2 separate regions of the Homo sapiens genome follow, and region 2 is linked to region 1. The links are chromatin loops, found by intact Hi-C in ENCODE. Cell type or tissue: IMR-90. All regions are shown on one strand. Each heading gives the region's core, and the rest is flanking DNA. Links, peaks and the distances in the headings are about the cores only.

Region 1 (16,496 bases), core at 5,320-13,319:
AAAGTTACGCACCTTCTGCGTAACTCTTTCTGAAGGTAAGTGTCAGGACCCTTCTGTGATGCCTTTGGGGAACTGACACAAGTAGGGGTATGTCCCTGAAGGACCAGCCCTGATGGTCGTGCTGGTTGCCCACCCCGTTGTCCTTTATTCAGCCAGAATTCACTATGTGTCAGGCATTGGGTAGGTGCTGGGGACCCAAGAGCGAGGAAAAGACCTAGTCCCTGTTCTTGAAGGATTTACAGTCTAGTGAGAGAGGAAGAGAAGTGAACAGTTGTGCTGTCCTGTAGTAGTCGGTGTTGTGATAGAGATACCATCACCATTATAGCCAACAGGTGCTGACTGCTCTGGCAGTGCCATTCCCAGTCTCTGAGCTTGCCTGCATTACCTCCTTTCATCTTCTCAAGAAACCTTCGAGGGTAGGTACTAGAGATGTTTCTGTTTCGTAGATGGGGACTCAGGGGAGGCTTCAGTAGCTTGCCCAAGATTACGTGGGCTCAGCGCCAGAGCCTGGGAGACATTGATATGGGTGTGCACACCAGCACTCCCTGAGCACCTTCCAGTGCTAAGTATCGTGCCAGTGATGGGCCTGTGTGTCATCTCAGGTCCTCACATCACTGCCATGAGGTGGGTCCTGTTCTTATCCATCTTCCACAATTGGAAGAACTGAACACAGGGAAGTGAAGCTCCTTGCTCAGGGTCAGTATGTGGACTTAGGCACTGTGGCCCCAGAACCTATGTGCGCTAACCACTCTAAACCACTCTGCTGTGCACTTCCAGTGATAAAGGGGCATTCATCAGTACAACAATAGGGAACGGTGCCCTGTGCAAATGGGAGAGGTGTGTGTTCAAGGGTGCAGAAACATGAGAAGCCTTGGCGTGTTCTGATGGGCACGTCCTGTGTCCTTGCGGTCCTGGATGGTGCTGCTTTCCCCAGTCCTGTCACTGCTTCCAGTCGTGGCTGCTGCCTCATCCTTCTGCCACGCTCCCCCTTAACACTTTCTGCATTTTACTTCTCATTTCTCTTCCTGCAACTGCTCCAGCATCTGGGATTGATGGCAACAGGACTTGGCTTTTTAAGGTGTTGCCAGCCAGCTAGAGGACGCCTTCAGCTCTGACCCATGTGTCGTTGTCTTAGTCATTTGTTTGTGTGGCTCTTTTCATCATATCTGACTTGGAGGCTTTCTTCTACATGCTCTTCGAGCCTCAGTCTCCTTTGACTTTTCATAGCGATCCTCTGAGACCCTGAAAAGGGAACACAGGTATGGCCTGGTTCTGGTATGTGACAGAAGGCACAGAGGTAGAAGTGCTAAGTGGCTTAGCTCAGAGCCACACGGAAGAGCCAACTCCAGGACCTAGACCTCCAGAGGCTGCGTTCATCCCTGCACTGCTGCCTCTGCTCTCAACAGCAAATTAAGACATTTCCATTCATTAACATCTTTTTCAAGATACCATATATTGAGTCTGATTTATTTTTCAAGCCACTCCTAAAAACTCCACAATGATATAGTAGTATTGATTGAACACTTCTTATGGGCTATGCACTTTACGTGTCTTATTTAATTCTTGCTGCAACCCCAGGAGGTAGGTGCAGTTATCCCTGGTTTGTAGATGGTCACTGAGCCTTAGAGAGGTGGGGTCATATAGCTGGTATGAGAACGTGATGGAGCAAGGATTGGAACCCACGTCTGCTTTGACTGCTCTGCTGCAAAGAGCAGAGCAGTGCCCTCTGTGTGCTCACTTCACTCCAGATCTTCTGGTCAAAGGAGGAACTATTGACCCTTTAAATCAGTGGTTCTGTCACGTGTTTTGAGTCACGGAATTTGGCAAAAGTTTTGGGTCCCTTCCCCAGAAAAATATATTGTCACAAAAATTTGTGTTCAAATAAAGGAAATTTATAGACCCTGTAGAGCCAATGCTTATGTTGATATGAAGAGCTAAGATTCTTTTTAGACCCCTCACATGAAAGTTCTTTTAAACGTATGCATAGGTGGCCATGTTCCAGGTGAGAAGACACCCTGCAGGTTGTGGCACAGCTATGTTCTTTTTGCTGGTTTTAAAAGTAATACATAACAAGATCCCTTTGAGGTGGTAGTACTCATCTCCACATTTTATAGGTGGGAAAATTGAAGCACGGAGAAGTTAAGTAATTTGCATTGCCACACAGTTATAAGTAACAGGGCTGGACACAAAATGTGCCATACCAAAGTCACGGTGCCGTACTGACTCTCAGGTATTAGGGTAGCCTTACCAGGTGTTAATCTTTAGGATACAATTCCCAGTATATAGGGAGGCATCCCTGATGTTCATCCTCATGTGGGGTGAACAGGGTATAGACAGCTTTGGGATTCTTAGGAATCAGGGTTAAGCAACCACTAGTCTCTTTTTAGGTACAGCAGAAGCCAATGTCCTTGTTGAACTGTGTGAGATATAGCAGTTTGTAAACTATGACATATTCAGTCTTTTTTTTTTTCTTTTGGAACATTTCACAAATTTGCGTGTCATCTTTGCACAGGGGCCATTCTAAGTATATGTGCTGCCGCATCGAGCACTGTTCAGTCTTCTTAACCAGGTAAAAGAAGGTGAAAAGTAAAGTTACATCTGCCTTCTCACAAGCCACGTGTTGTCTTGGATGCCTTTCAGACTAATCACTGAAGGTCGAGGCAAAAAGCACTTGAGTTTCACAATGTCTTTGACCTTCTGATCAGATTTCCAACATCTGGTAGTTCTCACATCACATGAACACATCCCAACAGCCTAGGCATGAATGCTTTGCCCTATTGTTTTGCCTATAATTTTTTGTAACTTGGGAAGTGTTTTGTAACTTGGGTGTTAGCTTCAAGTTTTAGAAACTTAACAAGAATTTTATCAATAAAATCTACTCTGCAAAGTATTGTGAGGAAAAGGGCCATTTCTGTTAGAATATGTGGATGAATCTACATAAGCCAAATCATTTCTCTCCTTATCCTGTGAAAGGGTTAGTAGGCACTGTGATGAATATTTATTGAAATTCTCATTTTGCTTTCCAATGCTAAACAAGTTATTTGTATTATGAATGGCATATCTATCTGAAAACATTATGAGATCCAAAATTGAAAATAATACAAAACAAGCTGAGAGCGGTGGCTTACACCTGTAATCCCAGCACTTTGGGAGGCCAAGGCGGTCGGATCTCTTGAGGTCAGGAGTTCAAGACCAGCCTGGCCAAAAATTTGTGTTCAAAAATACAAAAAATTAGCTGGGGGTGGTGACGCAAGCCTGTCATCCTAGCTACTCGGGAGGCTGAGGCAGAAGAATCGCTTGAACCCGGGAGGCAGAGGTTACAGTGAGCCGAAATCGTGCCACTGCACTCCAGCCTGGGTGACAGAGCAAGACTCCATCTCAAAAAATAACAACAATAATACAAAAAAAAAATCTTGATAAAGGATGGCCATTTTCTTGTTTATTTACCTAAATCACTTAATCTATCAGTTTTAAATTAGATAAATTTTCATAGTTTGTTAAACTGGGGGTTAGTTTTTTTTGTTTTTTTTTTTGTTTTTTTTTTTTCAAATAAAGCAAATAAAATGAAACTATATTGTAAAAGCAAAGAAACAAGAAGTAACATATGCTTGTTGCAGAACACTTAGAAAATGCAGAGGCCACACGCGGTGGCTCACACCTGTAATCCCAGCACTTTGGGAGGCCAAGGCGGGCGGATCGTGAGGTCAGGAGATCGAGACCATCCTGGCCAATATAGTGAAACCCCATCTCTACTAAAAATACAAAAATTAGCCAGGTGTGTTAGCAGATGCCTATAGTCCCAGCTACTTGGAGGCTGAGGCACAAGAATTGCTTGAACCCAGGAGGTGGAGGTTGCAGTGAACCAAGATCACACCACTGCACTCCAGCCTGGCAACAGAGCAAGACTCCATCTCAAAAAAATAAAAAAAGAAAGAAAAGAAAATGCAGAAAAGTATAAAGAAGAAAAATATTTATCTATAATGCACCATTCAATAATACTGCTGTAAACATTTTGGTGTGTCACCTTCCAGTCTGTTTTATGTGCTTTGTTGTTTTTTCAATTTTGAAATTCGAGTGCTGTTTCTAACAGTATTTCTGTCTTGCAGGTATCAGCATAGTGTTGAGTGGGCAGCAGAGCTGATGCGTAGACAGGGGCAGGATGAGAGTACAGTGCGCAGAATCCTCAAGGATTACACGAAACCGCTTGAGCATCCTCCTGTGAAAAGGAATGAAGAGGCTCAAGTGCATGACAAGCTTAACTCTGGAATGGTTTCCAACATGGAAGGCACAGCAGGGGGAGAGAGACCTTCTGTGGTAAACGGGGACTCTGGAAAGTCAGGTGGTGTGGGTGATCCCCGTGAGCCATTAGGCTGCCTGCAGGAGGGCTCTGGCTGCCACCCAACAACAGAGAGCTTTGAGAAAAGCGTGCGAGAGGATGCCTCACCTCTGCCCCATGTCTGTTGCTGCAAACAAGATGCTCTCATCCTCCAGCGTGGCCTTCATCATGAAGACGGCAGCCAGCACATCGGCCTCCTGCATCCTGGGGACAGAGGGCCTGACCATGAGTACGTGCTGGTCGAGGAAGCGGAGTGTGCCATGAGCGAGAGGGAGGCTGCCCCAAATGAGGAAGTAAGTAGAAGAAAATAAATCGCTTCCTCCAAAGCCATCCGTTCCTGGAGATGTTGGCTAATAGGGATGTCTTTTGCCTGCAGCTGGTAGCTGGCCTGTTGTAGGGTCCAAGGGAAGCAGCAGGCTTTGGGCCACAGCAGCTGTGAGGGCCATTTCAACTAAAACCCCAGAGTTGGTGAATAACTTTTAAAAAAATTTATAAAATTAAGACAAGGCCAGTGGTATTCTCTCCTTTATTTGGGAGAAAACAAAATGCGGTGATAATTACACCTGATCTTGAGTACAGCTGAGCAAGAAGGGCTCACGTGTGGAAGTCAGCCATCTTGAGAAAAGCCTAGGGAGGCCAGGTAAGAGCTACGTCATGAAGGGACTTGCTGTCAGAGTTACCCTAGAGCTGTCTGGAATTGCTAAAAATTAGAAACAATCTAATTGCTAAATGGGATATGAGATACCCATTCAAAGAAATATCATGTAGACTTAGAATGAGGTTTATGAAGTCATATTAAGAACATAGGAGCCAGGTGCAGTGGCTCACACCTGTAATCCCAGCACTTTGGGAGGACGAGGCAGGAGGATCACTTGAGGCCAGGAGCTCAAGACCAGCCAGGGCAATATAGCAAGACCTCATTTCTACTAAAAACAAAAATAAATTGCTGGGTGTGGTGGTACATGCCAGTAGTCCCAGCTACTCAAGAGGCTAAGGTGGGAGGATTTCTTGAGCCTGGGAGATCAAGGCTGGGCAACAGTGAGACACTGTCTCAAAAAAACAAAAACATAGGCACATGCTTATTAGGTACAATTGGGTGAAAAAAGCAACACGTAAAATAAAATTCACCAACAAAATGATTACAACTGCAGGAAAAATTCACAGGGGAAAAAGGAAATAAATGAGAATCTTCATAGTGAAAAAGTTAAAACTTCCTTTTCCACACAAGTAATAAAAAAGCACTTCTTGGCCAAGCGTGGTGCCTCACACCTGTAATCAACACTTTGGGAGGCTGAAGCGGGAGGGTTGCTTGAGGCCAGGAGTTCAAGACCAGCCTGGGCAACTCTGTCTGTACAAAAAATTAGCCAGGCATGGTGGCACACGCCTGTAGTCCCAGCTACTGGGAAGGCTGAGGCAGAAGAATTGCTTGAGTCTAGGAATTTGAGGCCTCAGTGAGCTATGATCACACCACTGCACTCCAGCCTGGGCAATAGAGCAAGAGTCCGTCTCAAAAAAATTGTGTTTTAATCATTCTTTATAATATTAACACAATAGAATGTGAATCCTGGGAATTTATAAGAAAAATGTTCATTTTAAAATACATTCTCTATGACATGTAGTGCTTCCATTTGTTCTGTATATATTGTATTTCTTTCTCTTTAGTTGGTGCAAAGAAACAGGTTAATATGCAGAAGAAATCCATATAGGATCTTTGAGTATTTGCAACTCAGCCTAGAAGAGGTATGTTTTCAACATATTATTATTTCAGCCATCGGTCTCTGGGCCTGAACTACACTATATGTGAACCTACCTCACAGTGTAGTTCTGTATGTAATTCAATTATTGAATATTGTAATTCAGTATTGAAATCACTATGGGTAGCTCCCAAGTAGGCCTGCCTTTCACTCCTCAGCCTTTATTTCATCAGTTCTAAGATATGTGTTTGCAATCATTCCACAGAAGATTCGAGGGGTTTTTCTGAGTACTTCTTTTCTCATTAAGATTTTAGATTGTTAGGCCGGGTGCGGGGGCTCACACCTGTGATCCCAGCACTTTGGGAGGCCAAGGCAGGAGGATCACCTGAGGTCAGGAGTTCGAGACCAGCCTGGCCAACATGGTAAAACCCTGTCTCTACCAAAAATACAAAAATTAGAGTGATTGCTCATGCCTGTAATCCCGACTACTCAGGAGACTGAGGCAGGAGAATTGCTTGAACCCGGGAGGTGGAGGTTGCAGTAAGCCAAGATCGTGCCATTGCACTCCAGCCTGGGTGACAGAATGAAACTCTGTCTCAAAAAAAAAAAAAAAAAAAAAGGCTTTATGTTGATGGCTAGGTGTGATGGCTTATGCCTGTAGTCCAGCCACTTGTGTGGCTGACGTGGGAGGATTGCTTGAGCCCAGGAGGTCACGTCTGCAGTGAGCCACGATTGCACTACTGCGCTCCAGCTTGGGCGAAAGAGTGAGACTCTGTGTCAAACAAAAAAAAGAATAAAAAGATTTCAGATTGTTAACAGATGCTGACTGGTGATGCCGGGGGTAGGGGGGTGGAAAGAAGAAAAAAGTGGATTTCGGATTGGCTGAATATTTTGTTACTAATTTTCACTAGCTTTTTCAAAAATACTATAATTCATATACCATACAATTTATCCACTTAAAGAGTACAAGTCGCTATTGTTTGGTATATTCATGGAGTCTCTACTTTTCATATACTGTGCTACATGATTCAGATCATGTAGTGACTGCTAGTTAAGTAAATGGATTTATTTCCTTCTGCAGGATCCCTCTACTTAATGCAGTAGCTACATTCTTGAAAGTTAGCTTGGGCCTGGTGCCATGGCTCACACCTGTAATCCCAGCACTCTGGGAGGCCAAGGCAGGCAGATAGCTTGAGCCCAGGAGTTTAAGGTCAGCCTAAGCAACATGGCAAAACCCCATCTCTACAAAAAATACAAAAATTAGCCAGGTGTGGCGGTGCATGCCTGTAGTCTCAACTACTTGGGTGGCTGAGGTGGGAGGGTTGCTTGAGCCTGGGAGGTCGAGGCTTTAATGAACCGAGGTCACGCCACTGCACAAGCGAGATCCTGTTTCAAAAAAAAAAAAAAAAAGTGGCTAAAAGTGGCCTTCCATAAACTGCATCATATTGTCCCAGTGACCTGGAGTTCCTCTAACCTGTGGTCACTTTATGCTCAGACCCTCTTTTCTTGCTTATGTTGATAGTGCACACAGAAATGTCTTTTCTGCCTTTGAAGCTAGGACCGCTTCTTGGGCTCCCCTCTTCTCCAGGAGCTCTGTGATGGCTTTCTTTGATAGTTCCTGCAGTGTCCAGTGTGGTTCTTGGCATACAGGTAGGTCCCAAGAAGTGCTATGGAACACATCCATGTTGGTAATTTTATAGCTGAGACCACAGGAAAGTAATTGTGGGGGCCGGGCGCCGTGGCTCACACCTGTAATCCCAGCACTTTGGGAGGCCGAGGCGGGTGGATCACGAGGTCAGGAGATCGAGACCATCCTGGCTAACATGGTGAAACCCCATCTCTACTAAAAATACAAAAATTAGCTGGGTGTGGTGTCACACACCTGTAATCCCAGCTACTCGGGAGGCTGAGGCAGGAGAATCACTTGAACCCGGGAGGCGGAGGTTGCAGTAAGCTGAGATTGCACCACTGCACTCCAGCCTAGGTGAAAGAGTAAGACTCCGTCTCTAAAATAAAATAAAATAGAATAAACAATTCAAAATTCCTTTTCTCGGTTGCACCAGCCACGTCTCAAACACTGAACAGCCACGTGTGGCCACTGGCTACTGTATTGAACAGCAGATGCGTAGGCATTCCCAGCACTGTGGAGCGCTTTATAGCCCACATGTACCCGTTCTTAGATGTTTGGCCTGTCAGAACCTCAGATTTCTTCTCTGTAAAGTGGGGGCTATGTAACATCTTGTTCATAGGATGTTCTGGAAATTAAATAATACATGTAATTGGGTCAGGACAGTACCTGATAATATAGTAAATGCTCAATAAATGTTAGTGCCTGCTATTTTTGTCATTATTAAGTTACTTGTAAAAGCTAATTAGCAGCTTGTTGGAACCTTCTTTTTTACAATCACAAAAATGCCCATTGGGTACCTACTATGTGCCAGGCATTGGGCTAAGTGCTACCGATACTGAAATAAGTAGAATGTGACTTTGGTCTTAAAGATAGCCCAGAAATCATTACAGTTCAGTGTGATAAGCATAGTGTGGCATATGGATCTTGTCAGTATCGCTCTTCCTGTTTCCTTGGGCCCAATGCCTGACATCTATTAGGTGCGTAATACTTATTAAATGAATGAATGTACAAGATAGGGAATTTGCATCGAAGCTGGTGGAGACCATCTTGCAGGGCTGAGGTGGAAAGCTTTTGCAGTCATGATAGCTGAGGATAGTAAAGGATAAATGGGGCTTGCCACATGGACACAGGGTAGTAAAGGCTCTTCCAGATAGCTCTGCCAAAACGAATGCCAGATGGGGGAGGGTGTGTCCATGAGTCAGGGTCTGGCCTGGTCCTGGGCCAGCAGGGCACTGCAGGGGATTCCGTAGGGGAGTGGCAGTGACCAGAGCTAGCATCAGTATGGAGGGTGGGCTGGAGGCCTGGCCTGGGAGGTGGCAGCTGTAGGCGAAGGGTATTCCGTGTCAGATGCTGGGAGTTCAGCTGCACTGTTCCAGTTGACCAGCTGCTGTCTTTTATTGACAAATTTTTTAAAGGCTGCTGCTGCCTGCTGCCTCCTCTTGAACACCCCCTGATGAAAGGCAAGAGTAATAGGAGACAGGAGATGAGGTTACTCTGCCTTCTTAGAAGCTGCCTGGCACCTGAGAACATTTCAGAGATGTGTTCCAGAAGTTTTCAGGGAGCACACCGTTAAACCTAGCTCTACTTGTCTTTCTGTTTTGGCAGATTTCTTTTGAATGAATCACCTATGTTTGGTGCACTGCATGTACCCGCGGAGTGTTTCTGTGAATGTTAGTCAGGAACACAGGCAGAATGGGGTCTCACCCCTGCTGTGGTGATTCACAACAGCTCTCTTAAGGGACTCAGAGTGGTGATACACAGCTAACTTAGAAGTCTGCTCAGCGCTGACATGGGAAGCTTTTAGTCTGCAACCTTCCACAGATGTGGACATGCGGCCTTGTAGGGGTGTTTTCATGCCTTTGCCTTGACTCATTCAGAACAGAGATTTGGAAATTTTCATAGAGTAATTGAAGAGCTATAAACTGTATTTACCTCAGTTATTTCTGAGTAGTTATTTCTGAAGAGTTCTGTCTCCATCCGTCTTCTGCATCCTTCAGTGGACACGCACACACGCAAACACTCAAATGCTTTGCTCTTCAAATTTTTTATTCTTATATTTTTTAGAGACAGGGTTTCTCTCTGTTGCCCAGGCTGGAGTGCAGTGGCACCATCATAGCTCACTGAAGCCTCATACTCCTGAGCTCAAGGTATCCCACCACCTTAGCCTCCTGAGTACCTAGAATTACAGGTGCATGCTACACCATGTCTGGCTAATTTTTTAATCAAATGCTTTTTAATTAGCAAGATCCAGTGAGAAATAGATTGATTTGGGGGAGCAAATTTTTTTTTAAATGAAAGTTGATTTCACTGTAAAGTAAAAGCAGTTGCATAATGCTGTCATGAAGTTAGGGCTGTCAACTTTGGGGGTTTTTTTTGGTTTTTTTTGTTGTTGTTTTTTTTTTTGAGACAGGGTCTCGCTCTGTCACCTAGGCTGCAGTGCAGTGGCGTGATCTCAGCACACTGCAACGTCTGCCTCCCGGGTTCAAGTGATCCTCCCACCTCAGCCTCCTGGTAGCTGGAACTACAGGCATGCACCATCACACCCAGCTAATTTTTGTATTTTTAGTAGAGATGGAGTTTCGCCATGTTGGTCAGGCTACTCTCTAACTCCTGGCCTCAAGTGATCTGCCCGTCTTGGCCTCCCAAAGTGCTGAGATTATAGTCATGAGCCACCACACGCTGCCAGGCAGTCAACTTTTGAAGGTTAAGGAGCTTTAACGTTTATATTTCCCAAGTTCAAAGTAGATGTGTTTAATTTTACTGTGTGTGCTGTTGGGAAACTGATGGGAGGTGATTTAATAGGGGTGGTGCAGACCAGCTCACTCATTCCCAGCAAGATTCCCACCATGGCAGCACCCCAGTAAGGCCCTGCATTCCAGGTCTAATCCTTTGCTTGAGGGACTAAGAAGTTCGGATTTGTTAGAGCACAGAAAATGACTTGAGCTCTAGGAGCAGCATTCATGCTGAGTGTGCTCACAAGAGCCTGGGGAATAAACTAGAATGTGAGTTTATTAACATCAGCAAAGGCCCCACCACCTGCCTTTCCATATTGGCATGTTCTCTTCATGTAGAAAATTCAGATGCCGAAGGGTAATATAATTGGAAGGCTGCTTGGTGAGCACAGAGTTAGCCTGTGAGGAGTGAGCTGGATAATACAAGTGCTTAAGGATGTCAGGCTCATGTGTCCTTCTCCCCAAGGAGGTATAAACTGTTTTTTACTTGATACTGAAGATTCTAAGATTGTTGTATGACTTTCAATTAATTATTTTACTTAATGTGGTAGCATGCATTCTTTTTCTTGAAAAGCCACCATTGAATTGAGGTATATCAAAGAGCTGCTAACATCTAGACTGGAGGCAGTGTGGTGCATGCATTGGTCTGCCACCGAACCCTTGGGTCGGAGTCCCATCCTGTGCGCAGTGCGAAGACCTTGCCACCGTCACCAGACTCCCCATTTGCTGAGTTTCCTCACTCACTCTGTGTCACATTCTTTAACTGTGTTGATATCATTCAGCTGTGGCTCTGAGTTTGTTGATACATGTCGATTTCTTAGTCTAACTCCAGTTTTAGAGGCTGCCTTACTGGTACTTCTGTGTATTGTTCGTATATACTTATAAAGCTTTTAAAGTGCGTGAGAAAATTTCTCTTATTTAGAAAATAAAGACAATAGTCCCCACACAGGAGGACCAGGTGGGAATGCTTGGAAACAAAGGGACACACCAGGGTCGGGCGACAGCTCTCCTCGTGCCTGACAGCAGCAGTCTCAGTCAGATCTCGTTTACGCATCGTCTTGTGCCCGGCTCTTCCATTTTGTACCTCACCCGTTTTTCCCACATTTCTTTTCCCGTGCTTAGTGTCCATAATATGGATTCCAAGTATCAGAATCTGGTGATTAGAATGTCTAAGATTCTTCCCTAGAATTTTGTGGTTATTTTTTTACTGCTACGTTGTTTGACTAGTCTCCCTCCCCTGCAATAGGTCAGTGACTTTCCTTCTATCTAAACTTCTGAAAATTTTCCAGAGACTTCAACTGTGAGACAGTTTGGGTCCTTTTAGCAAGAATATATACTTACAGCAGAGCCTTTTGATTAAGGTTTGAAAAACTACTCTAATTTCTCTCTATAAATATATTTATATTCTGCATATATACCCAGACACACAGGAAACTTCAGGTGAACTGCTTTGAGGATCAGGTTTTGTTTTAAAAGCCTTTGTGTGCTGGTGGGCAGGAGAGAAAAGAACTGCAGTTTTGCCATTTGTTTCATTGATCCTTGTTTTAAGCCTACAGCATCCAGTATTCCCAGGCAGTCTCCACTCCAAGTACTAACCAGGCCCAACACTGCTTAGCTTCTGAGATCAGACAAGATCGGGCACATTGAGAGTAGCATGGCTGTAGGGCGTTATTAATTTTTAAAGTTCACTTGAAATCATTAGAGTAGCTAAGAAAAAAAAAAGATCTTACTGCAGCTGTTAATAAAACATAAAGTAACAATTAAAACAATATAGTCTTGGTATAGGAAAGGAAAGATTGGGCCACAGTCTACAAACAGACCCATTTATAGATGGGATTTCAGGGTACAATAAAAATAGCACTTAATATTAGTGAAGAAAAGATTCATGGTGTTGAGACAGCTGATTAGCCATTTGGAAAAAGACAAAGCTAAAATCCCATCTCCTAACATAAACCAAAATAAATTTCAGGTCAATTAAAGATATAAAGGGAAATTTGAAATAGAAAACAAGGATAATTATGCTTTTTTTTTTTTTTTGAGGCAGGGTCTCTCTCTGTCACCTAAGCTGCAGTGCAGTGGTACAATATTGGCTCACTGCAGCCTCAGTCTCCTGAGCCCAAGCAGTCCTCCCATCTCAGCCTCCTGAGTAGTTGGAACCACAGGCACATGCCACCACGCCCAGCTAATTTTTGTATTTTTGGTAGAGATGGGGTTTCTCCATGTTGTCCAGGCTGGTTTCAAACTCCTAGGCTCAAGTGAACCACCTGCCTTGGCCTCCGAAAGTGCTAGGATTACAGGTGTGAGCCACCCTGCCTAGGTTTTATATATTTTTGAGATATGGATAAGTTCTTCTAAGAGGCCATAATATATAGATTTCATTACCTAGAAATTTAAAACTCTATGTTAAAGACAAAGGCAAAATTACAGGCAAAAGATGAAATGGGAAGAAAATATTTGCAGCATGCACTATAACACACAATAGACAGTGTTCTTGGCATTCCTCAGTTTCCTCAGATGTAACGTTCTCCTTCAGAGGAAGATAGTGAAGATTGAATGTAGTGTGATATGTGTGAGGTCTCTGTCCTGGAAGACACTTAGCAATGTATGTTCCTCATTGTGTCGCATCCCTCTTCAAGCTAGCCAACTTCCCTGGGTGGAGTGAAGACATAGCTTTAGTTCACAAAATGGCAGAATATTTTTAAATGAATATATTTTCTGTAAATTTAAAATGGACTTCAATGCAATGTTTTTTATGGGCAGTTTGGAGAAAGACGTGTGTGCTGAGGGAGGGCTAGCACTCACATGAAAAAACACTTCTTGGAAATTGTGCTTTATTTTTGCTTGAATTGATATAACAGCTAATGACATTCAGTGATGTATACACAACGACCAGCACAGTTCCTGGCACATGTAATAGGTGCTCGTTTGGTTCCTGCCTTTATTCTCTGCCTGGTAGCAGATACATACTCTGTCTCTAAATTGTTGATAATGATCACAAAATAGATCTTTTACTTAAATGGTGAAAGTATTACACAGTGACTAGGTCTTTCACACACACAGTGACTAGATCACATTAGTAGAATACACTTTTTTCCTGGTTAGGCACCTACAACTGTATTCCCACATGCCACATGGCATATTCCACATGCAACATCTTCCTTACCTCTGCTTTTAGCCAGTGACATTTTAACCCATACTTTTTGTGAACCGGTCATGGTGATGATTTAATGTTCAGTCTGTGCGAGTATTCATTTCAGGGATAATTAGATTGCCATGCCAGTTAGCTAATGTATTCCATTGTTTCATAGGGATCTGTTATTGAGATCTATTTTTCCATTACAACACTTGAGGGCCCTAACTACATTTAGCAGTATGATGTTAAAAACTATCATTAAACTTATCCTTCCATCTTATTAGTACTGCGAAAGTAAAACTTACTAATGAGATTGCAGGGGATGTGATTGTCAACCTCTACAGACCTCTCCAGTCTACTGATAATTTAATTTTAAATAAAACCAACTCAGTTGAATTAAGATCCCCTCCATCTGTAGTAAGTGCCTAGTCGCATTTTGCATAGATGATCAAAGCCAGTCACCATTTTAGGCCAATAAAAATGAGATATTGGTTTCATTCACTCTTGGGGAAATGTATGCTTGCTGATAATGAAAACACATCAGTTTTTGAAGAACTTACATTTTAGCAGATATCAAGAAAGAATCTCTTATTAGGCAAGGATGGGATTGAACCTTTTTTTCCAGGCTGTGCTATCCAGTTATTAGAAAGGGAAGAAAACTAAGGCCAGCCACGGTGGGTCATGCCTGTAATCTCAGTACTTTGGGAGGCCGAGGCGGGCAGATCACCTGAGGTCAGGAGTTCCAGAAAGGAGGAAAACTAAAATTAATTGAGCTTTTAGGTGCTTTTCATAGCTTATTAAATCTTTGTACGATTTGATCTTATTAAATATTTAGCTAAGAAAGCATTATTATCCCCATTGTATAGATGAGGCATGGAGAATTTAAGTGATACTTCCAAGGCCCTAGCTAACAATGACAATTTGAGCTCAGGTCTGTCAGATCTCAAACTTCAGTCTTTGTGTTACACTGTTCTGAACCAAGAAGTGCAAATTGTGGTAAAATGCAAGGGACTCAGCCATTTAAGGAAACAACTTTATCTTTTCCATTGTACCTTTTGGCTGGTAGTCCATCTGAAAAACAGCAGTATTCTGTATTAATAAGTAGTGAGTGATGGAAAGAGAAAAGGTCAAAATAAGATTGTGGGCCACTTGGCAGGGCTGTCAACAGCTGTGAAAGAAATGGAACGCAATGTTCACACTGAGAAGAGATGAGCTGAGTGAGGTGCAGAGACCTGCTGTAGGGTGGCTCTGGCTGTTGGGGCCTAAGCCAAGGGCAGGACTGGGGACCTGTCTTTTTTGTCTTTCAACACAAGCATTGAACACCCAACATGTGCTAGACCCCCTTCTAGGCCAAGGGAACAGCAGGCAGTTTCTGTTCTGCCAGAGTTTACATTCTAGTCGGAGGAACACATGTAAGAGGAAGATTTTCAGACAAAAGTAAGTGCTCTGGAGATGATCAGGATGGGGGTTACTTAGACTTGGTGGCCAGGGAAGACCTCTCCAAGAAGTGACCTTTGAGTCTGGAGCAGAACATGCCAGATAGTAGGAGTAGTGATTACAGAGGCAAAGGCCTGAATGAGCTTAGTGTCTTCAGGGGACAGAAGTGCAGCCAGGACAGCTGGAAAGAGCAGTGGTAAGATCATGCAGGGACCTGGAGCTGGTGGCAAGCAGTTTGGACTTTATTCTAAGGGCAGTGAAATCTCTTTGGAAAGTTTTAATTAGGGGAACGACGTGATTTTCGTGTGCCAAGAAGATGAATCTGGATGCTATGGAGAGTGGACTGTAGAGGGCTCAGAACAGGGAGGGTGTCACAGAAGGCAGGAAGGAGCCACCCACAGACTTGGGACCAAGAAGGCAATAGGAAAAAGTGGAATAGAAGGTGACCACCTTCATCTCCAGAAATGCTCTAGATTAGGATTTGGGTAAAACTAAAGTAGTGGTCCCTCGTATCTGTCAGTGTTTATCAAATTATAAATTAAAACAAAAATGTTGAGTATCAGTTTAACACATTTAAAAATAATAATAGTGATGTCTTCAACAGCACATATACTAAAATTGGAACAATGCAGAGATTAGTATGACCCCTGCCCACGGATGACACAAGTTTGTGAAGCCTTCCATATTAAAAACAACAACAACAACAACCCATACCTTGACATAAATACTTTAATGTAAGTTTTTTATGAAAAATAACTAATTTTCCAAAACAAAAAATTTGGAAGAGGCTTCGTTTTTCATTTTTGCAAGTCGCTTTAAGGTCTAATTTCCTGAAAGTCAGCTAGATTCTTGCATCTGCTTCTTGATTCAGTCTTGGGCCATCACACGTCTTATAGTCACTGGAGAGAGCACAAATGAGGCAGATAACACCACGTTATTATTATGAAGTGGTTTTGACCTTGAGACCTCCTGCAAGGGTCTTGGGGATCCCAGGATCCCCAGACCACCCTTTGAGAACTGCTGCTATGAAGACAGATGTCATCAGATAGCCAGGCAGAGAATGACAGGGTATTCACTGCTTGGAAGTCCTTCCACCTATATTACTTGTGCTGTCTTTTGTTCTGTGTATGCCGGGTTAGTGGTGGGGTGGAAGGACAGTGAGGAAAGAAGCTGAGTGAGCAGTTTGTCAGTGCGTTGTTGCTGCACACAAGCCTCAAAGCTTATGACAGGGAGGGGATTATGTTTCTGCTCCCACACTGCACAAGAGGGGCCCTCCTCGTCTGTGTCTGCTGGAAGCAGCAGTGAGAGCCGAAGCAGAATATTTGATGTTTGGTTATCAATCTAATTTTTCACCTTCATATTTAAAAAGAAATGTGACCCCATTTTACCACTGGCTACCATTTGGTCACTACCTGCTCTGCACCAATCTCATGGGAATCCCTTCAGTGGTATCTGTAGACCCTAAGCGCCCTGGACAGGCAAAGCCAACAACACATGGCTCTTTGGGTGGTGTCAGTGTTTGGCAGTGTATTAC
Region 2 (16,496 bases), core at 7,568-15,567, 210 kb after region 1:
AGAAGAGGTCTGATGTAACTAGCTTGCCACCAAGGGGCTGATGGGGCTCCTTGAAGGATGGTTGTCATGTTGAGGTTTTTTTTTTTTTAATTATTTTTTCTCATACATCACATGAAGGATGAAGAGGGCTCTATGTTAATCTTTGTTGCTGGAAGATTGGACATTCAACAGTGACAGTAGCTAGAGCATTCTTAGTGAATGCAGAACCTCTAACCCCGCCACATAGCTTCTCCATTTGTAAACCCATTGTGCCAGAACTGGGGTGGCCAGTGACAGAGGCTGACTGCTGAATGGACTGAGTCTCTCTGCCTATTTTGTTACATGGTAACTTCTCCACGGTAGATGCTGTCTGGGGGACAGGAGCATAAGATGCAAAGATTTTCACACTTTGTGCCAGTTCCCATGGGTCCACACATCCCTGTGTCCCAGACCTCCTTGTCTCTAATCTTCCTATATTTATCCTTCCTAATTTTGCCACTGCCCATATGTCTGTAACTTACCTCAGGTTATTTCTCTTGGCCACGAAGTGGTTGAGCATGTGCACTGCCCAAAGTTCGGCCTGTTGGGAAGATTCCTTCTCATTAGTGTCTTTAAGGGTCCCTGCTGAGTGAGGCTGCAGTGCAGTTGTTCTCTGTTTTCAACTTGCACTGCCATGCTGAATGCACCCACCTGTGGATCAAGCTTGGCCTTTTTCCTGTTTGCTGGCTGGTCATAAGGGAGCCCAAAAGCAGCTGCCAGGGTGAGCCGAAGGAGGCATGCAGGTGTCACACTGGGGGATGACATGGGGGTCTTGGCCACCATGGGGATCTTGTGCAGCTTACTCGTGCTCTCTGGCCCTGCTTGTGCCTGATCCCAGATGTTCCACCTTACTATGGATTGCTGTCAAGCCCATCTGACCTTGTCATTTGGTAGCTCTGACAGATCCCAGCTTGGGATGGACAGTTCTGGCTGCAAGGGTCACTTAATGTCCAATGGTCAAGCCCTCTATCTCTACGAGGGCCACCCACAGGTAATTTGTCAAATGGCAATAATTCTCTGCTGCAGACTGAATGGCTTTGCTCTGGAACTTGAGGGATCTACGTGGTGATTCTCTCATTGGGGCTTGCCATAAATATATGGCATCTCTTCCCACCACAGATACCTCTAATAGCCCAGGTTCTTCCAGGTTATGTGGCCCCAGAGGCTGAGCTGCTTGTACTACAGCCTGACTGTGCCAGAGAGCTCTTTTCTGCCTTGAGATCTGTTCAAAGTTGTCAGCCTTCCATGTTCCTAAGAAAATGGGTTGGAGCAGTATTCCAAAGTATAAAATACGCCACAGGCCGGGCACGGTGGCTCACACCTGTAATATCAGTGCTTTGGGAGGCCGAGGCAGGTGGATCACCTGAGGTCAGGAGTTTGAGAACAGCCTGGCAAATGTGGTGAAACCCTATCTCTACTAAAAATACAAAATTATCTGGGTGTGGTGGCAAGTGCCTGTAGTCCCAGCCACTCAGGAGGCTGAGGCAGGAGAATCACTTGAACCTGGGAGGCGGAGGTTGCAGTGAGCCGAGATCACGTCATTGTACTCCAGCCTGGGCAAAAAGAGTGAAACACCATTTCAAAAATAAATAAATAAATAAAGTAAAATATGCTGCAGAAGTCTACAAAGTGTTGCTGTCTTCTTCTTTTTTTTTTTTTTTTTGAGACGGAGTTTCACTCTTGTAGCCCAGGCTGGAGTGCAATGGCATGATCTCGGCTCACTGCAACCTCCGCCTCCCGGGTTCAAGTGATTCTCTTGCCTCAGCTTCCTGAGTAGCTGGGATTACAGGCGTGCACCACCAGGCCCAGCTTATTTTTTTTAAATTTTTTAATTTATTTTTTGTATTTTTAGTAGAGACGGGGTTTCATGATGGCCAGGCTGGTCTTGAACTCCTAACCTCAGGTGATCCACCCACCTTGGCCTCCCAGAGTGCTGGGATTACAGGCATGAGCCACTGCGCCCAGCAGAGTGTTGCTATCTTCTTAAGGAGGAACAAGGTGTAATTACTTGTCCTTTGCCTTGGAGAGGATGTCCTAGCAGGCCCCAGACCATTGAATCCCTAAAAACCTCATGATGTGGTGAGCCTCTTAAACTTCTGGAGTCCTTCTAATTCTTTTTTTTTTTCCTAGTTTATTTGCTATTTTTTCCAACTTTTAGATTCAAGGGGTACATGTACAGGTTTGTTACCTGGATACATTGCGTGATGCTGTGATGCTGAGATTTGGGATACAAATGATCCAGTCACCCAGGTACTGAGCATAGTATCCGACAGTTTTTCAATCCTTGCCCCTCTCCTCTCCTCCCCGCTCTAGTAGTCCCCAGTGTCTAGTGTTGCTGTCTTTATTCCCATCAGCCCCTGATGTTTAGCTCCCACTTATAAGAACATGTGGTATTTGATTTTCTGCTCCTGTGTTAATTTGCTTAGGATTAAATTCTTTTTTTTTCTTTTTTTTTTTTTTGAGATGGAGTCTCGCTCTGTCGACCAGGCTAGAGTGCAGTGGCGCGATCTCAGCTTACTGTGAGCTCCGCCTCCCGGGTTCACACCATTCTCCTGCCTCAGCCTCCCGAGTAGCTGGGACTACAGGTGCACGCCACCATGCCCGGCTGATTTTTTGTATTTTTTTAGTAGAGACGGGGTTTCACTGTGTTAGCCAGGATGGTCTCGATCTCCTGCCCTTGTGATCCGCCTGCCTCAGCCTCCCAAAGTGCTGGGATTACAGGCGTGAGCCACCATGTCTGGCCAGGATTGAATTCTTATAGGGTTTATCTCCAACTCTCTGGAGCCATGTCCTGTTCATCCAGTCCTATTAACACTATCTCGCCCATAGACTGGATCAATATGATGTTTTGCAGGATGCCCAGATGGCCCAGTCCCTTTACACCATGTTATGACAGACGGCAAGACTTAACATAGCCTTGAGGTAGACTGTAAATGTATATTGTTGTCTGTCCCCACATATATTGAGCTATTTTTGGTCCTTTTTCTTGTTAGGGATGGGAAAGCCAAATCAATGGTTGGACACCACAGACTTGAAGCAATGTTAATCAGATCTAGGAAGACACCATCTCCACACAGCAACTTCAGTTGGGGCTTGTATTAGTCCGTTTTCATGCTGCTGATAAAGACATACCTAAGACTTGGTAATTTATAAAGAAAAAAAGATTTTACTCACAGTTCTATGTGGCTGGGGAAGCCTCACAATCATGGCGGAAGGTAAAAGTCACATCTTACATGGCGACAGACAAGAGAGAATGAGAGTCAAGTGAAAGGGAAAACCCCTCATAAAACCATCAGATTTCATGAGGCTTATTCACTACCACGAGCACAATATGGGGGGAACCGCCCCCATGATTCAATAATCTCCCACCAGGTCCCTGCCACAACACATGGGAATTATGGGAGCTACAGTTCAAAATGAGATTTGGGTGGGGACACAGCCAAACCATATCACAATTACTATTTGGCTGAGTTTGCAGTAGTCCTCCATCATCCTCCAGGATCCATTCAATTCTTGCAGGAGTCAGTTTAGTGAATTAAATGGGGGGTAGATGGTGACCACGACCCCTGAATCTTTGAGATCTTCTAGAGAATTCAATGAAGAAGTAGTTTCAGCTGCATTTTACAGACAAAGAAACTGAAGTTTAGAGAGTTTTACAAATATTTATTGTAAAACTTTTTTTTGTCAAATCTGTTTGACTCACAAGCTTTTTACTTAATCACTAAGCTACCCAGCCAATAATTGTAATTAGAGTTAATTTAGGAAACTGAAAAAGAGATGACTAAATTGCTACATGTCCATAAAACTCCATCATGTTTTTTGTTAGAAATGTTATTAACAAGTCTAATTTTCAGATCAAAAGGGGCCAATTCTGCCTAATTTATTAAAAGTGGGAGATAATGCTGGGCACAGTGGCTTATGACTGTAATCTCAGCACTTTGGAAGGCTGAGGTGGGAGGATCGTTTGAGCCCAGGAGTTAGAGACCAGCCTGGGCAACAAAGCAAAACCCCATTTCTACAAAACATACAAAAAAATTAGCCAGGCATGATGGCACATACCTGTAGTCTCAGCTACTTGGGAGGCTGAGGTGGGAGGATCACTTGAGCCCAGAAGGTCAAGGCTGCAGTGAGCTGTGATCGTACCACTGCACTCCAGCCTGGGAGACACAGCGAGACCCTGTCTCAAAAAAAAAAAAAAAAAAAAAAAAAAAAAGTGGGAGATAAAACTCAGTGGAGAAAGTGTTAGTTTTTATTCCTGGCAGCTTTCAGACAAACTGTATTTCCTAAACTATATGCCAGGATGTTTCCTCATTTAATTTTTCCAGAATTGTAATGGAAAAAGAAAGAGGAAAAAAAGTTGCCACCCAAAACTAAAATATCCCTTTCCATATGGAGCAAAGCAGCATGAGGCTGTTGAGAGCCAGAGGATCAACTTTGTGCAAATGAAGCAGTGCAAGGAATGGCTCTCTGTGTGTCCTTAGGCAAGTCACCTCATGGATCTCAGTTGTTTTTTTTTTCTTGAGATGGAGCCGCACTCTGTAGCCCAAGCTGGAGTGCAGTGGCGTGATCTCGACTCACTGCGATCTTTGCCTCTGGGGCTCAAGCGATTCTCCTGCCTCAGCCTCCCAAGTAGCTGGGACTAGAGGTGTGCACCACCACACCCGGTAAATTTTTTTGTATTGTTAGTAAAGACGGGGTTTCATCATGTTGCCCTGGGTGGTCTCAAACTCCTGAGCTCAAGCGATCCACCTGCCTCGGCCCCCCAAAGTGCTGGGATTACAGATGTGAGCCACCATGCCTGGCCTGGATCTCAGTTTCTTTATCTGAATAATAATAATATCTGAATAATAATTATATAATATATAATATATATTTGTATATTTTATTATTATAATTATTTTATAATTTATCTGAATAATAATTATCTGAATAATAATAGTATCTACCTCAGAGGGTTGCTATGTCTCGCTCATCTCTGAGTCCCTAAAATATGTGGCACAAAGTAGCATTCAAAGAATATATGCTGAATGAATGAATAAATGAATTTTGAAGATTAAATGAGATGATGTACTTACATGGTGTATGGTAAATATTAGATTCTATAAGCCAGGTGCAGTGGCTCACGCCTGTAATCCTAGCACTTTGGGAGGCCGAGGTGGGTGGATTATTTGAGGTCAGGAGTTTGAGACCAGCCTCGCCAACATGATGAAACCCCATCTCTACTAAAAATATAAAAATTGACTGGGCAGACCTGATGGACGCCTGTAATCCCAGCTACTCAGGAGGCCGAGGCAGGAGAATCACTTGAGCCTGGGAGGCAGAGGTTGTGGTGAGCTGAGATCACACCACTGCACTCCTGTCTCAAAAAAAAAAAAGATTCTATGGTAGCGATTTGATGATACATATTGAAGCTTGAAAAACATGCATGTCTATTGATCCAACAATTCCATTTCTGAAAATGGAAACTTAATCCTAATAACTTTAGTAATTTAGAGTAAATTAATGATTATGATAATCTTGGTTAGTCAGGGCCGGGCGCAGTGGCTCATGCCTGTAATCCCCACACTTTGGGCGGCCGAGGCAGGCGGATCACGAGGTCAGGAGATTGAGACCATCCTGGCTAATGCAGTGAAACCCTGTCTCTACTAAAAATACAAAAAATTAGCCGGGCGTGGTGGTGGGAGCCTGTTGTCCCAGCTACTTGGGAGGCTGAGGCAGGAGAATGGCATGAACCTGGGAAGCAGAGCTTGCAGTGAGCCCAGATCGCACCACTGCACTCCAGCCTGGGTGACAGAGCGAGACTCCGTCCCAAAGAAAAAAAAAAAAAAATTCTTAGCTATTCAGATAATTAAGAATGCACCAGATATTTAGGTAAAAGAAGGCTCTTGGAAAAACAGTCTAAATGTCCATCATTTTTTTTGGTGAAGAATCTACATGTGTGACATACAGAAAGATTTGATAAGACTATACGTTAAGGTGGTGGTTCTCAAAGTGTGGCCCAGGGACTGGCAGCGTCAGTGTCATTTGAAAACTTGTCAAAAAATGTAAATTCTTGGGCCCCATCCCACATCTACTGAATCAGAAATTCCAGGGTGGGACACAGACATCTGGATTATTTTTGTTTGGTTGGTTTTTTTTTGAGACAAAGTCTTGCTCTGTCACCCAGGCTGGAGTGCAGTGGTGCAATCATGACTCACTGTACCCTCAACTTCCCAGGCTCAGGTGGATTCTCTCACCTCAGCCTCCCAAGTAGCTGGGACTACAGGCACACACTAGCATGCCCAGCTAATTTTTGTATTTTTAGTAGAGATGGGAGTTCACCATGTTGGCCAGGCTGGTCTTGAACTCCTGACCTCGTGATCTGCCCACCTTGGCCTCCCAATGTACTGGGATTACAGGCATGAACCATGGCGCCCGGCCCATTTTTTGTAGAGATAGGATTTCACCATGTTGCCTATGTTGATCTCAAACTCCTGGGCTCAAGTGATCCGCCCACCTAGGCCTCTCAAGTGCATTCAAGTTTGGGAATCACTGCTCTAACCACTGTTACTAGAAGTTGTTTATGAGTGAGAGTATGAATATATTAATACATATGTTTTAGAGACAGTCTCTCTCTGTCATCCTGGCTGGAGTGCAATGGTGCAATCACAGCTCACTGGGGCCTCCAACTTCCGGACTCAAATCATTTTCCCACCTCAGCTTCCCAAATAGCTAGGACTATAGGTGGGTACCACTGTGCCTAGCAATTTTAAAGATTTTTGTGGCGATGGAGTCTTGCTATATTGCTCAGGCTGGTCTCAAACTCCTGGGCTCAAGCAATCTTCTGCTTCAGCCTCCTAAAGTTCTGGGATTATAGTTGTGAGCCGCTGTGCCTGGACTTAATATTCTTATATTTCCTGGCTTTCCTGGAGTAAGATTACATTACCAACTGATATAAGAAATACCTACTAAAATTTTATTTTGAAAAGAAGAAAAAGTAGGCCAGGCACAGTGGCTCACACCTGTAATCCCAACTCTTTGGGAGGCTGAGGTGGGAGGATTTTTTGAAACCGGAAGTTTGAAACCAGCCTGAGGAACATAGTGAAATCCCATTTCAAAATAAAAGCTTGGTCTGGTGGCCTGTGTCTTTAGTCTTGGCTACCTGGGATGCTGAGGTTTGCTTGAACCCAGGAGGTTGAGGCTGCAGTTTGCTGTGACTGGGCAGAGGCACTGGAGCCTGGATGACAGAGCAAGATCCTATCTAAAAAAAAAAAAAAAAAGAAAAGAAGAAGAAACAAGAAGGAAGAAGGAAGAAGATCCCGAGTAGAAGTGAAAGGGGAGAAAAAAGTTATGAAAACAAACAAAAAACAAGAGAAAAAAAAGCATTCTTATCTCCCCAACATAGTTTCTTCTCCTGCCTTAGCTTTCTCCCCACATGAATGGAATGGTATGTACTTATGAGGTTGATTGATATCCCTGTTATTTTGTAGCTGCTTTTGTTTTCATTTAGTATTGCACGGCATTCCTGTATGAGGGAAGTCTAGCTAAACTTTAAAAAACATTACACAGCAGCATTTCCCATGATGTCACAGTCTTCAGAATAAGATATATATGTGTGTATATATATGTATATATATGTGTATATGTGTATATATGTATATATGTGTATATGTGTATATATGTATATATGTGTATATATGTATATAAGTGTATATATGTATATATATGTGTATGTGTGTGTGTGTGTGTATATATATATATTTTTTTTTTTGTTTTTAGAAGACAAGTCTCATTCTGTCACCCAGGCCGAAGTTGCAGTGGCAGGATCACAGTTCACTGCAGCCTTGAACTCCTGGGTGCAAGTAATCCTCCCATCTCAGCCTCTGGAGTAGCTGCGACTACTGGCATGCATCACCACACCCAGCTAATTTTTTTTTTATATTTTTTGTAGAGACAGGGTTTGGCCATGTTACCAAGGCTGGTCTTGAACTCCTGACCTTAAGTGATCCACCCACTTCAGCCTCCCAAAGTATTGGGATTATAGGCGTGAGCCACCATGCCCAGCCACACCCAGGTAATTTTCAAAATTTTTGCAGTCATCATTTTTTTAAAAAGGAGACATTCAGGTTACTTAATAGAGTTGTGCCCTTGATCACCCATTTCCCTTAGTTGTTTCCAATTTTTCACCAACATAAATAATGCTGCCACCAATATTTGCACATACACCTTTTCCTAAATTTCAAATTATGTCCTTAGGATAGATTCCCAGAACCTGGGTTGCTGGATCAAAGGGTAGGAACATTTTTATGGCTTCTGCTGGGTGTTGCCAGACTGCTCTCCCGATGAGTGGCTACTGGTTTATGCTGCCGTTAGCGTCGTACAAGACTGCCAGTTTCCACTAGGCCTTCCTAGTGTGAGGTATTATGATTGAAAATAGTTTTGCTATTTTAATGAGAAAATAAACTACCTCTCCATTGTTTTAACTTTCTTTGGTTATGAGAGACAATTTTTTTTTTTTTTTGAGACAGAGTCTCGCTGTGTCGCCCAGGCTGAAGTGCAGTGGCACGATCTCAGCTCACTGCAACCTACACCTCCCGGGTTCCCTCAGCCCCCCAAGTAGCTGGGACTACAGGTGCCAGCCACCACGCCCGGCTAATTTTTGTATTTTTAGTAGAGATGGGGTTTCACTATGTTGGCCAGGCTGGTCTTTTTTTTTTTTTTTTTTTTTTTTTTTTTTTTGAGACGGAGTCTTGCTCTGTGGCCCAGGCTGGAGTGCAATGGCACGATCTCTGCTCACTGCAAGCTCCGCCTCCCGGGTTCACGCCATTCTCCTGCCTCAGCCTCCCGAGTAGCTGGGACTACAGGCGTGCGCCACCTTGCCCGGCTAATTTTTTGTATTTTTAGTAGAGACGGGGTTTCACCGTATTCGCCAGGATGGTCTTGATCTCCTGACCTCGTGATCCACCCGCCTCGGCCTCCCAAAATGCTGGGATTACAGGCATGAGCCACCGCGCCCGGCCCCAGGCTGGTCTTGAACTCCTGATCTCATGATCTGCCTGCCTCAGCCTCCCAAAGTCCTGGATTACAGGCATGAGAGACAATTAACAGCTTCCCCCACCCCTTAAAAATAAGCTAGTTAAGGCCGGGCGCGGTGGCTCACGCCTGTAATCCCAGCACTTTGGGAGGCCGAGGCGGGTGGATCACGAGGTCAGGAGATCGAGACCATCCTGGGTAACACGGTGAAACCCTGTCTCTACTAAAAATGCAAAAAATTAGCCGGACGCGGTGGCGGGCACCTGTAGTCCCAGCTACTCGGGAGGCTGAGGCAGGAGAATGGCGTGAACCCGGGAGGTGGAGCTTGCAGTGAGCCGAGATAGCGCCACTGCACTCCAGCCTGAGCGACAGAGCGAGACTCCGCCTCAAAAAAAAAAAAAAAAAAAAGCTAGTTAATACTTCTTCTTTAGTAAATTGGATTGGGAGGAAAGCTCTGGCATGCTCACAGTTTAACCTCTCTAAGCCTCAGTTTCTTCATCTCCAAAATGGAGTGGTACCAAAGTGATTGTAAAGTCAAGTGAGATAAAGTCTGGGGTAACTTCTTTTAACAGTGTAGGTATTCATTACCATAATCCCACTCAGCCTCAAATTTACCTAATATTTACCTGTGTATCATAAAACCTTCTGCTTTGTCAATAATCTTTTTTTTTTCCCCTTTTGAAACGGGGTCTCACTTTGTCACCCATGCTGGAGTTCAGCGGCATGATCTTGGCTCACTTCAACCTCCACCTCCCGGGTTCAAGTGATTCTCCTGCCTCAGCCTTCTGAGAGTAGCTGGGATTATAGGCGCGCACCACCACGCCCAGCTAATTTTTGTATTTTTAGTAGAGACGGGGTTTTGCCATGTTGGCCCGGCTGGTCTTGAATTCCTGACCTCAGGTGATCTGCCCTCGGCCTCCCAAAATACTGGGATTACAGATGTGAGCCACCATGACCGGCCAGCAATCTTGAAAACTTCCACCGCATCCCAAATCTTGAAAAACCTCTCTCTCTTTGTGTGCGTATGAGACAGAGAGAGAGGAGTGAGAGACAGAGGAGAGAGAGAGGAGAGAGAGGAGTGAGAGACAGAGGAGAAGGAGAGAGGAGAGAGGAGAGAGAGAGAGACAGAGAGAGACAGAGACAGAGAGAGAGACAGACAGAGAGAGAGAGAGACCTGAGGTCTTAGAAGACCTGAGGTCTTAGAAGGCTGGAGGCAAGGTCCCTCCTTTCCATTCTTTAATTTCCTCCGTTTTTCGAGGGAAACACTACGACTTGTTTGGAGTCTTACGGATAAGAGCCCTCTGTTACTAATGATATTAATAATGGCATCTGTTAATGAGGACGTCGTTATTATCTAACATTGGCAGGAGAAGAAAGCTCCGCGGCACAAGGGAGCAACCTCTCGTGTTCTGCAGACCCGATTTCGCATTTGGGAGAAGAGCTCTACTCCCCACAAAAGTCAGTGACACTCCAGACCCTGCAGAGACGCCTCCAGGGTGCGAAGTGGACTCTGGCCGACCTGTCAGGGGCAGCAGCCAGAATCCATCAGTTAACCACTCTGAAGGAAGTTTCTGCTTCAACGTTTTCCCCGTTGCTAGGAAACACTGCTTTGCCGCTGCTCATTGGTTAGCGCCCCCTCTTGTGTCTATGCCCTGTAATAGCACCCACAGTTGAGCAAACAGTAAAGACTAACACATGATTTAAATCGTCTTTATTGTGAAATATAACATACAGAAAAGTATCTAGGATATACATACAGCTTGGAAAATAGATATTGTGTATCTATTGTGTAACCACCACCTACAAAAACAAAGCATTGCCAGCGCATTAGACACTGGCCCTGCTTCTCTCCCTCCTTCTCCCCAGCAGGTGTTTATCTTTTCACTTTCCTTACAGTTTTATTACCTGTATGTATGTATCCTTTTTTAATATTTTATTTTCTTTGTTTTCTGGCTGCTCCTCCAATTTGCCCTGCTTGTTTCTGCCTCAGGGGCTTCGTACTTGCTATTCCTTCTGCCTGAAACACTTTTCCTCCAGACAGCCGCATAGCTAGTCCTTCACTTCCTTTGCCCAACGTCATCTTTTCAGTGAGCACTTCCCCAGCACTCCCTGTCCCCTGCTTTTTTTTTTTTTTTTTTTTTTTTGACACTGAGTTTCACTCTTGTCACCCAGGCTGGAGTGCTCACTGCAACTTCCACCTCCTGGGTTCAAGCGATTCTCCTGCCTCAGCCTTTCAAGTAGCTGGAATTACAGCCACCCACCACCATGCCCACCTAATTATTGTAGTTTTAGTAGAGACAGGGTTTCACCGTGTTGGCCAGGCTGGTCTCAAACTCCTGACCTCAGGTGATCCACCTTCCTCGGCCTCTCAAAGTGCTGGGATTACAGGCGTGAGCCACTGTGCCCAGCCCCCTCTTCTTACATAGCACTTAGCACCCTCTGACACATTTTTCTTACCTCCATCTTCCTCCACTAGAGTTGAAGCTACAACAGAGTTTCTCAGCTTCAGCACTATTGCCGTCTGAGGCTGGAGAATTCATTGTTATGGAGGCCTAGCCCGTGCACTGCAGGGCATTTGGGAGTATCCCTGGCCTTTACAAACCAGATGCCAGTTGCGCCCTCCTCACCATGGTTGTGACAACTAAAAGTGTCTCCAGGCATTGCCAAATGTTCCCTGGTTGGTGGTGCGGCAGGATGGTGGCCAGGGCAAAAATCACCTCACTGAGAATTGCTAAGACTTTGGGCTGGCTTTGTTTACCCCTTGTCTAAAACACAGTCAGGTAGCCAGTAAGTGTTTACTCATCTCAGTCTCAGCAGAGCCTGGCACACAGAGTGAAGTCTCAATAGAAGTTTGATGAATGAGGCCGGGTGCCATGGTTCATGCCTATAATCCTAGCACTTTGGGAGGCCGAGGTGGGCGGATTGCCTGAGCTCAGGAGTTTGAGACCAGCCTGGGCTACATGGTGAAACACCATCTCTACTAAAATACAAAAAATTAGCCAGGCATGGTGGTGCGTGCCTGTAGTCCAAGCTACTCAAGAGACTGAGGTAGGAGAACCGCTTGAACCCGGGAGGCGGAGGTTTCAGTGAGCCGAGACCATGCCACTGCACTCCAGCCTGGGTGACAGAGCGAGACTCTGTCTCAAAAAAAAAGTTTGATGAATGACTAAATGACTGACTGAATGAATAAGTGACTGATTGAATGAGTGACTAAATGACTCACTGAATGAGTGATACAGTGACCTCAAGGGTTGACAGCTGCCTTTGAATCTTACCAAATTATTTCCTTTAGTTTTTACTCCAACCAAAGAGTGTTGGTGTGGGAAATTCATCAAGAATATAGGCTTGAGGTCAATTGAAAGGAACCTTGCCTATAATCCCAGCACTTTGGGAGGCCGAGGCAGGCGGATCAACTGAGGTCAGGAGTTCGAGACCAGCCTGACCAACATGGTGAAACCCCATCTCTACTTAAAATACAAAAATTAGCTGGGCGTGGTGGTGTGTGCCTGTAATCCTAGCTACTCGGGAGGCTGAGACAGGAGACTTGCTTGAACCCAGGAGGCGAAGGTTGCAGTGAGCCAAGATCACACCACTGCACTTCAGCCTGGACAACAGAACAAGGCTCAGTTTCAAAAAAAAAAGAAAAGAAAAGAAAAAGAAAGAAAGGGATCTTGTCAAGGTTCCCCTGGGACACCTTTCTTAGCCAAATAACTTGAAAAAGTTTTCTACACTCCATGTCTACATGTTTCTACTCCCTCACCAACTAGGCTCGCTCACTTGACTCCACCCTGAACTCTGCCCTTAGCACTCCCCTGAAACTGCTCTGGATCAAGTCACCAGTGGCTTCCTTGTTATGAAACCCATCAGCACTGCAAAGATGGAGTAACAGAGACTGGGTTTGCCTCCCACTGGAAACAACTAAAAATCGGACAACACATGTGAAACAACCATTTTTAGACATTGGACATCAGACAGTGGAAGGCTGTGACCCCCAGAGAGGGGAAGCAAACGATGTGAGTTCCACAGTTGCCCTGGTCTACAGGCTGCAGTGCAGAGAAGGTGCTACAGACTGAAGTGTGTCCCCCACATTCATACCCTGAAGCCCTGACTCCCAATGTAGCTGTATTCGGAGATGGGGCCTATGAGGAGATAAAGGTTAAATGAGGTTATAAAAGTGGGCCCTAAGCTAGGTGCGGTGGCTCACGCCTGTAATCCCAGCACTTTGGGAAGCCAAGGGGGGTGGATCACAAGGTCAGGAGATCGAGACCATCCTGGCTAACACAGTGTAAACCCCGTCTCTACTAAAAATACAAAAAATTAGCCGGGCATGGTGGCGGGCGCCTGTAGTCCCAGCTACTCAGGAGGTTGAGGCAGGAGAATGGCATGAACCCAGTAGGCAGAGCTTGCAGTGAGCCGAGATCACGCCACTGCACTCCAGTCTGGGCAACAGAGCAAGACTGTGTCTCAAAAAAAAAAAAAAAAAAAAAAGTGGGCCCTAAACTGATAGGGCTGGTGCCCTTAAAAGAAGAGACTCTAAGCCTGGGCAACATAGTGAGTTCCTATCTCTACAAAAAATAACAAAATTAGCAGAATGTGGTGGCACGTGCCTGCAGTCCTAGCTACTCAGGAGGCTGAGGTGGGAAGATTGCTTGAACCCAAGAGTTTGAGGCTAAAGTGAGCTATGATCGCACCACTACACTCCAGCCTGAGCAAAAGAGTAAGATCCTGTCTCTAAGAAAAAAAGACGATGAAAGACATTCTCTCTGTCTCTGTTTCTGTCTCTCTCTTTGCCATGTGAGGACACAGTGAGAAGGGAACCATCTACAGGCCAGGAAGAGAGCTCTCCCCAGAAACTGACCATGCTGACACCTTGATCTTGGACTTGCCAGCCTTCAGAACCATGAGTAATAAGTTTATGTTGTTTAAGCCACCACCCAGTATGTGGTATTTTGTTTTTTGTTTGTTTTAGAGACAGAATCATGCTGTGTCACCCAAGCTGGAATGTAGTGGCACAATCATAGCTCACTGCAGCCTCAAATTCCTGGGCTCAAGTGATCCTCCCACCTCAGCCTCTCAAGTAGCTGGGACTACAGGCATGTGCCACCACATCCAGCTTTCCAATTTATGGTATTTTGTTATGGCAGCCTGAGAAGACTAAAAAGAGTAGCCCAGGCATGGTCCGATGATCTTACTGGATTGAAGAGATGGGGGTCTGGGGAGGTGAAGGCCACTGAAGTTCTCAGAGCCGACCACCACAGCAGACACTGCTGCAGAGAGAGAGCGATCCCTGGACATCTCCAGAGGGTCCTGCTCATGTCTTCAGCTGAGTGCTGATCAATGCATGCATGAGACAAGACTCAGCAGCATTTTTCATTCTTCACTTACTTTATTCCTCAGAAGTTCTTGACACAACTAACTTACCTCTTCTTTTTTTTTTCTTTTTTTTTTTGAGATGGAGTCTTACTCTGTTGACCAGTCTGGAGGGCAGTGGCGCTATCTCAGCTCACTGCAACCTCCACCTCCTGGGTTCAAGCGATTCTCCCACATCAGCCTCCTGAGTAGCTGGGATTACAGGCCATGCACTACCAGACCCAGCTAATTCTTTTTCTTTTTTTTTGAGACTGAGTTTCGCTCTTGTCACCCAGGGTGGAGTGCAATGGTGCAATCTCGGCTCACTGCAACCTCTGCCTCCTGGGTTCAAGTGATTCTCTTGCTTCAGCCTCCCAAGTAGCTGGGATTACAGGCATGTGCCACCATGCCTGGCTAATTTTTGTTTGTTCATTTGTTTGTTTGTATTTTTAGTAGAGACGGGGTGTCACCATATTGGCCAGGCTGGTCTCGAACTTCTGACCTCAGGTGATCCACCCACCTGGGCCTCCCAAAGTGTTGGGATTACAGGCATGAGCCACCACGCCCGGCCACCTCTTCTTCTTAAACCATTTCTTCCCCTTGGCTTCTGTGAACCCCTTCTTCCTGTTTGTTTGTTTGTTTGCTTCTTGTCTTCCTGTCCACACCTTCTGGGTTTTCTTTTCCTCAACCTGAGTTTTAAATGCTGAGGGTCTTCAAAGTTTGATCTTCAGCCCTATTCTCTTCCTATTCCACATTTGGTCCCCAGCACCTCACATAATGGCCGCCACATACTAGGAACTCAAATATGTATTGATTTCCTGTTGTTCAGGTAGGTGTTCACAACTCCTAGAGTGTTGTGAGGCTTTTCACCTGTTTCCCAGCCCCATATATCCAACTGCATGAGACGTGCATCCTCTTACATGTCCCTTAAATACCTCAAAATCATCACATCCAAGATAGAATGTGTCATGTGCTCCAGATGTTCCTCCCCAAATACATTCTGTTCTTTCATGACACTGGAGGCAGGTTGGAAGCACAGGCACTCCACTAGAGACTACATTTCCCAGCCTCCTTTGCGGTTAAGGGTGGTTAGTGACTAAGTTCTTATGGTAGAATGGGAATTAAAATGATGTACACAATTTCTGTGTCCTTGCTTAAAAAGAATTTTCTTATCTTCTATGTCCTCTCATCTCCCTGCCCATAGACCGGAACGCAGACAGAGTGACCACTTAGCTTTGATCCTACAGACTAAGATAACCCTCTAAGACACAACTGAGCCACAGATGGGTCCCTGAGTGACTATGTGGAGCAGAGTTATCCCACCAGTCTGGACTGCTCAACTCTGGAATGCTACTGGAAGAAAAACAAAGTCCTAATTTATTTAAGCCACTGTATTTTTGTATCTCTTTGTCATAAAGCTGAAAGGTCTATTCCTAACTAATCTACACACAAACCTGCTTTCCCATCCACATTTAGAAAAGAACATACTGTCATTGCTGTATGACAAGCTTCTTAGGCTGTAAGGAACAGAAATTCCAACTCAAATTGGGTGAAAGAAAGAGGGAAGTTTCTTGCTTCATAAAATAGGGTTAACTTCATGGGCAGCTTGATCCAGAAGGTAACATTGTCATCAGGGCTTGGTTTCTCAGCTTCTCTGGGTTCTACTCCACTTCCTGTAGACTCATTCTCAGACTGGCCCCTATATAGAGCAAGATGGTGGCCATGATGCCAAAGTTCACAGCCTTGCATCATGAAATGCAACAGAGAAGTAGTTGCTTCTCTTAGAAGCCCCAGCAAAAGTCTCCGTTTCAATGATCTATTGCAGTGTAATAAACCATTGCAAAGCTTAGTGGCTTAAAACACAGCAATTTGCTGTTTTTCATGATTCTTCAATGGGGTCTGAGCGCAGCTGTGCGGTTGAAGAGCAAGGGTGGAGAAAGAAGAAGAGGGACAGTGGGGAAAGGGGACAGAAGAACAGGGACAGTGGAATGTGGAAAAGTTGGGGAAGGGGTGGGTGGGGAAAGGGGAAAAGTGGAAAGGGGGAAAGAAGGGGAGCAGTGGGGAAAAATGGGGAGGAAGGTGGGGAAAAAGGAAAGAAGAGAGGACAGTGGCAAAAA

The links. A loop is a pair of places that touch in the nucleus more often than their neighbours do. Peaks named below come from ENCODE experiments on the same cell type or tissue, not always from the same donor. Only the 100,000 strongest peaks of a DNase experiment are listed, where the experiment ranks them.
Region 2: a loop joins it to region 1, with 10 times the contacts of the local background. A loop is called at or near these places in 2 of 110 quality-filtered maps.

The regions. Positions count from the first base shown.
Region 1 is chr3:12,499,156-12,515,651 of GRCh38, forward strand. It overlaps TSEN2 (tRNA splicing endonuclease subunit 2), which reads left to right. Exons shown (of 12, transcript NM_025265.4): 5 at 4,107-4,629; 6 at 5,999-6,076. It also overlaps the pseudogene RNA5SP123 and the pseudogene RNU6-377P. Among named protein-coding and RNA genes, the nearest start is that of TSEN2, 23 kb to the left of the region's middle. In IMR-90, for the core only: no CTCF peak of the experiment used is centred there; DNase peaks (open chromatin) are centred at 8,866 and 9,396; H3K27ac peaks cover 1,423 bases.
Region 2 is chr3:12,709,572-12,726,067 of GRCh38, forward strand. No RefSeq gene overlaps it. Among named protein-coding and RNA genes, the nearest start is that of TMEM40, 41 kb to the right of the region's middle. RefSeq lists an enhancer at 10,455-10,504. In IMR-90, for the core only: a CTCF peak has its summit at 10,674; a DNase peak (open chromatin) is centred at 10,640; H3K4me3 peaks cover 230 bases.